Regions from separate parts of the Homo sapiens genome. Here region 1 is linked to region 2. Evidence: read pairs that join two places in POLR2A ChIA-PET (ENCODE). Cell type or tissue: MCF 10A. All regions are shown on one strand. Each heading gives the region's core, and the rest is flanking DNA. Links, peaks and the distances in the headings are about the cores only.

What was found. Peaks named below come from ENCODE experiments on the same cell type or tissue, not always from the same donor. Only the 100,000 strongest peaks of a DNase experiment are listed, where the experiment ranks them.
Region 1: POLR2A ChIA-PET joins it to region 2 with 28 read pairs; 23 of 35 experiments call an interaction of 5 or more read pairs at or near these places.

Annotation. Positions count from the first base shown.
Region 1 is chr6:30,768,455-30,771,366 of GRCh38, forward strand. The region is part of intron 1 of HCG20 (HLA complex group 20); the gene reads left to right. Among named protein-coding and RNA genes, the nearest start is that of HCG20, 3.1 kb to the left of the region's middle. RefSeq lists enhancers at 632-1,831, 716-1,247, 1,248-1,779 and a silencer at 681-860. In MCF 10A, for the core only: no CTCF peak of the experiment used is centred there; DNase peaks (open chromatin) are centred at 847 and 1,307.
Region 2 is chr6:30,818,916-30,821,827 of GRCh38, forward strand. All of the region lies in intron 1 of LINC00243 (long intergenic non-protein coding RNA 243), which reads right to left. Among named protein-coding and RNA genes, the nearest start is that of LINC00243, 10 kb to the right of the region's middle. In MCF 10A, for the core only: no CTCF peak of the experiment used is centred there; DNase peaks (open chromatin) are centred at 586 and 1,496.

The DNA of each region.
Region 1 (2,912 bases), core at 164-2,663, 50 kb before region 2:
CTCTTGAGGGCAGGGATCAGGCCTGTTACGTTTGTTTACTTTATCTTTATATCCTGAGCATTGGCCCAGGAATAAGTATCTGTGGAAGGACGGGATCCTTCTAAGTCTCTCATCTATTTTTCATACACGGCATCATTTAATTCTAAACTAGCTGTCATTACCATTTCACAATTGAAGAAACTGAGGCTTAGAGGCGCAAATGGTCTCTCTCAGATGACTCAGGTCTTCTGGGTTGATGTGGCTTTTATTAAGAACTTGTTGTCTCCAACAGCAAATAGCATTCCTAGGGGCTGGGGCTGTTTCTTCAAGGCCCCTGCCTCTGCACCCTGGTAGCAGCACAGGCCTAGCTGTAGGGCTGTGGACAGCGTGCCCTCGGCTGCTTACTGACTGGTTGGCATTTGATACATATGATGATTTAACATGAAGATTTAGTGTGATTTTGCATCTCTTCATGGGAGCAGGGTCAGGACCAGGTCCTGTTGCGGAATTCAGCTTTGGGGCTGGGTAGAAGACTGGGATGAAGTTGCTCCTCATCTCTGTGCCCTGGCTATGAGCAGGCAGCACCTGGGTCAGGAGTGTGAGGTGAGTGGGTGATGCTAAGGAGGGTTCAGGTGGAGCAGTCAGACTGTGCTGAGTAACTCCCCTGGAGGGGAAGGGGGACGTGGTGGAGGCAGTTCCTGGAGGCCCAGCTCAGAGCGGAGAAAGGAGCCAATTACCACCTCCTCCCAAGTCACATCCCAGCCCTGGGAATACTTCACAGGCTCCGGGGAAATCCCGGCCAAGTGGCAGAGTGGGTGGTGGGGTGCTTATCACTCATGATCAGGAGTGGGTGGGGGCGGATCTTAGAGCTTGCATCAGGCCTCAATTTTCCAACTCCTGCCTGTGATCCACCCCCGCGCCCACTGCACACCACCAACCAACCTTTGACTTTATCTCTTTAGTTGATTTCTCAGAGATTGCAGATCAGGAAGGGCCTTTGGAAACCACAGCTTCCACTTCCGCTGTGGGGGCAGAAAGCACGGGACAATCTAACCCTTTCGTGCCTGGAAAGTAACAAGGAGGACTCTGCCCTTACCAGGTTCCCAAGGTCCTGTACCAGCCCCACAGGGACTGCTGAGGGGAGCTTTTTCTCTCTGGTTCCTCATCCTCTCCTCTACTCAGGTGTAGGCTGTCCCTGCCTAGTTGGTCTGACAGTAGCTCCCTGCGACTTCTCATATCACCTCCGACTCCCCAGCCTCACCTCCACGGGCCCTGATGCACTGGCTTCGGCTGTGTCTTTTGTGAGTCATCCTTGCTGCTTTGTTCCAGCCCCACTGATGGGCCTCCTGCCCTCCCCCATGCAGGACTTAGTCACCGCTCGTGTCATCAATCCCTCTGGAATGCACCCCTCCTCCAGACACCCATGCTCCCCACATCCTTTATTATTTTGTTAAAACTAGCAATGCCCCCCCCAACCCCCATGATTAAAATAGTACATGTTTGTTGTGGGAAATCTGTAATATGCAAAATATACACAAAAGAGAATAAAAAGCACCAATAATTCCATAACCCAAATTAGCTAACATTACATTCCGGTGGATTTCCATCTGGCATTCTCCTCGCCAGAACTCCGTCCAGCTTCAGGCCTTCATGTGTGCTTATTGCTTCTTTTACCTGCAGTCATGCTCTCTGTCTCTCCCCTCCTTCAATCTGTGAGCAAATCTACTCATCCTTATTATTTTAAGGGTCATTCTTTCAGAGAAACCTTCCCTCTACCCCCAAGCTAGTCTCTTTATTACACACTCACAATACCCAGTACTTTTCCTTGTAGCACTCACCACAACTAGAAATAAATCATCATTTTTGTCCTCTTGTGTTTAATGTCTGCCTAGCTACCTGACGTAAGGTCTGTGACTGGTTTTCTTGTTTACTCTGATGGCCCTAGCACCCATCACAGTGCCCTGTACTCAGAAAACATACATCATACCCAGATGCCTTCCCGGAATAACCATGTGCCTGTCTTCCCAGCACTTACAATAATCAATTTAACAAATATAATTAATCAATTACTATGTGCCTGGCTTGGTTTCAGGTACAGGATACCAAGCAAAATGACCCAGTTCTTACCCTCGAGGAGGTCTCAGTCTTTTGAGGGAGACAGATCAGTAATGGAAGCTTTCTAATGTACAGCTAAGTAAACGGTGATCAATAGTGTTAGGTAAAGTGTGGAGGAGAGGTCCGTGAACAATCCTGGGGAGATGACACCATTGTTTTATCTTGTTAATGCATTTACTTCACAGAATCACAGGATAATGGAATTGGACGGCACCATGAGATCAGCAGGCCCATCTCTTCCTGTACAGATGAGGAAACTAAAGTGGTGAAGGGTAGTGAAGCCACTTAGCCAAAGCCATTGGGTGACAGATCTGGGAATAGAACTTGGATCTTTAGATTCCCAGCCCAGGGCTCTTTCCACTGTACCTGGGGGCCTTTGGACTCCCCCTCCCCTCTCCTCTTATTCTGTTAATCCCCAAGTCCTTTGATTTTCCCCATGAAGGTCTCTCCAATCTCTCCACTTTTCCTCATCCCCACATCACCAGGCTCTAAGCCTCCAACATCATCTCCAGCCTGAGCACCTACCCTCACCTCCTACCTCATCTCTCTGCTTCTAGTCTTGCCCTGCTCAGATGCCTTCTCCACTCTGCCGCCAAAATGAGCCTCACAGATGTACGCATGTCTGTCCCTGGCTTAGAACTCCAGTGGCTTCCCACCAGGCTTTTAGAAATATACTCAAAATTCTTATATGGTGTATTAGTCAGCTCAGGCTGCCATAACAAAATATCCTAGACGGGGTGGCTTAAACAACAGAAGTTTATTTCTCACAGTTCTGGAAGCTGAGAAGTCCAAGACCAAAGTGCTGGCAAGGTCAGCTT
Region 2 (2,912 bases), core at 142-2,641:
CATATATACACGAAGCATGGTATATTTAAATAAACTGGAGTTAATTTTCCTTCAGAAATACCTCCTATTTAAGCCTTTGCCACACAGGTATAGGCCTGGAAATAAAAGGTGTGGCTAAAAGCTACCTGCTCAGAGAACTCTTTTTTTGTTGTTGTTGTTTTGAGATGGAGTCTCGCTCTGTCGCTAGGCCGGAGTGCAGTGGCGCAATCTTGGCTCACTGCAACCTCCGTCTCCCGGGTTCAAGCGATTCTCCTGCCTCAGCCTCCCGAGTAGCTGGGACTACAGACATGCGCCACCACGCCCGGCTAAATTTTTGTGTTTTAATAGAGACGGGGTTTCACCCTGTTGGCCAGGCTGGTCTCAATCTCCTGACCTCGTGATCCGCCCGCCTCGGCCTCCCAAAGTACTGGGATTACAGGCGTGAGCCACCGTGCCCAGCCCAGATAACTCTTTTCTTCAGATTTTCTTTACAGATTCTTCAAGCTGTAAAATAAATGAATACCATCTCTCATCACCTATACCTAGGAAGTGCTGAGTAACTCTTTCCTGTGGACCCACTGAGTCAGAGGTTCACATCTGGTTGGGCAAGTAGTGGGTGTGATCAGTGATGAATATTCTTTGGTTTCAGCACCAGCATCAGCTATTTATATGTCAGTGATGCAAATCTCCATATGCAGAGTCCTTGATACTGTTCGGAGTGCTTCCATACCCATGCCCAAACTGGACCCAGCGGGGGTGGCTGCCGAGAAAAGAAACTTGACAGAGCAGGTTCAAAGGGTCCCTGGTTTCTTGCACTGGAAGAATTAGGGTGGGAACACAGTGGGAGAAGAGAGGTGGAATGTCACAGTTCTGACAGCCCTTAGCATGGAGATAGCCAGCAGCCAATTAGATATGGGAATCGGAAGCCTAGCAGAGAGGATAGCTGGAGAGTACATTTCAAAGTCACTGCCATATAAACAGGAATTAAAACCCTGATAGTGGGTGGGATCGCCTGGGAGAGTACGGAGGAAGAGGAGGATGGATTCAGAATGGAGTCCCAGTGCTTGGGTAGTGCATGGAGGACAGGACCCCTGAACAGGCCGGCAAAGTGTGGGTAGAGAGGTCAAGGAGAGAGAGGAGAAGTTACTGTAGAAATCGATAACTTCAACAAATGAGAGAGAGGTCAGCTGTAAGGTAAGAACCAAGAAGGGCCCACTGGATTTGGCGTGGAGCAAAGGGATGGAGTGAGTGGAGTAAAAGCGAAGATGGAAGGTGGATTTCAGTGGTGCCAGAGGGGAATGGTAGTAAGGAGAGCGTAGTGGACATGGAGATGTGCTGCTCAGATCTCCCCCAAGGAAGGACTTGTTGCCCAGCTATGGGAGAGCAGTCAGCAGACAGCCTCCAGCCATCAGCTCCTTCAGGGTCCCCTGGCTGCAAAGAGCTGCCTGGTCCCTCTTCCTGGTCACACCCTTTCTCCTGGCAGCTCCATGTGGTGACTAAGCAGGGCTGGATATAAATGTCTGGCTCTTTCAGTTCAACTTGCTTTGCTTTGATAGACAATACTGCCCCAAGCTCTCTGCAGAGTTATGAGAGGTGTGGTTGGGCCTGCAGCTCAGTTTAACTTCTCCCTCTGCCCACTCCTGCTTCCTTGCCCTTATTCACAGGTGTTAATACCTAATTAACATCTTGCATCCCAACTTTATCTCAGTATCTGTTTCCAGAGAACATGGTCTCCAACAGAATCATGGGAACAAGTCTTCTGAAGAGTTTGAGAGCAGGAGTCGAGGGACGGGAAGGAGGTGTTAAAAAATTAGTAGGGAATGGTGACACGCCTATAGTCCTAGCTATTGGGAGGCTAAGGTGAAAGGATCACTTGAGCTTAGGGGTGACTATACTCAGCTCTTCTCGGGGCTCACGAAACACTTTACAAAACATCTTTCTGTATCTCATTTGAGGGTTTTTGCCTACAGTCATTGCCAAGGCCACTTATCTGTAGTTTTCTTTTCTTTTTTATTTTTGAGACAGAGTCTCGCTTTGTCACCCAGGCTGGAGTACAGTGGCCTGATCTTGGCTCACTGCAAGCCTTGACTTCCTGGGCTCAAGTGATCCTCCTGCCTCAGTCCCCCAAGTAGCTGGGACTACAGGTGTGCACCACCACACCTGGCTAATTTTTTTTTTTTTCTTGAGATGGAGTTTTTGCTCTTGTTGCCCAGGCTGGAGTGTGATGGCACGATCTCGGCTCACTGCAGACTCCACCATCCAGGTTCAAGCAATTCTCCTGCCTCAGCCTCCCGAGTAGCTGGGATTACAGGCATGCGCCACCACACCTGGCTAATTTTGTATTTTTAGTAGAGACAGGGTTTCTCCATGTTGGTCAGGCTGGTCTCGAACTGCTGACCTCAGGTGATATGCCTGCCGCGGCCTCCCAAAGTGTTGGGATTACAGGCGTGAGCCACCGTGCCCAGCTAATTTTTGTATTTTTTGTAGAGATGGGGTTTTGCCCAGGCTCATCTCAAACTCCTGAACTCAAGTAATCCACCTGCCTCAGCCTCCCAAAGTGCTAGGATTACAGGCGTGAGCCCCCACACCTGGCCTGATCTGTGCTTTTCAACATTCATCTTTTTTTCCATCTTTGGGAATCAGAGCCACACAATCTCCAACTTCTAATACCTTTCTGCCTCTTTGTGATTTCTCAGAGATCGTTGATAGTGACTTGGAGATACTCTCAGTTAATTTTTATTTTGGTACTTAGGAATGTAATCCATTCAGACCAGGAGGTTTGAACACATTTGGAGCAGCTACTCTTGCTGTTATTATTATTTTTTTCAGGTGTTATGGTGATTCCCACTTAGCAGTGGCCGTTCTGCTGTTTCCTAGTCAAATTCCATGCTGCTTACTGATAAGCTGGGGGCACTGGCTTCTGCTCTTGCTCT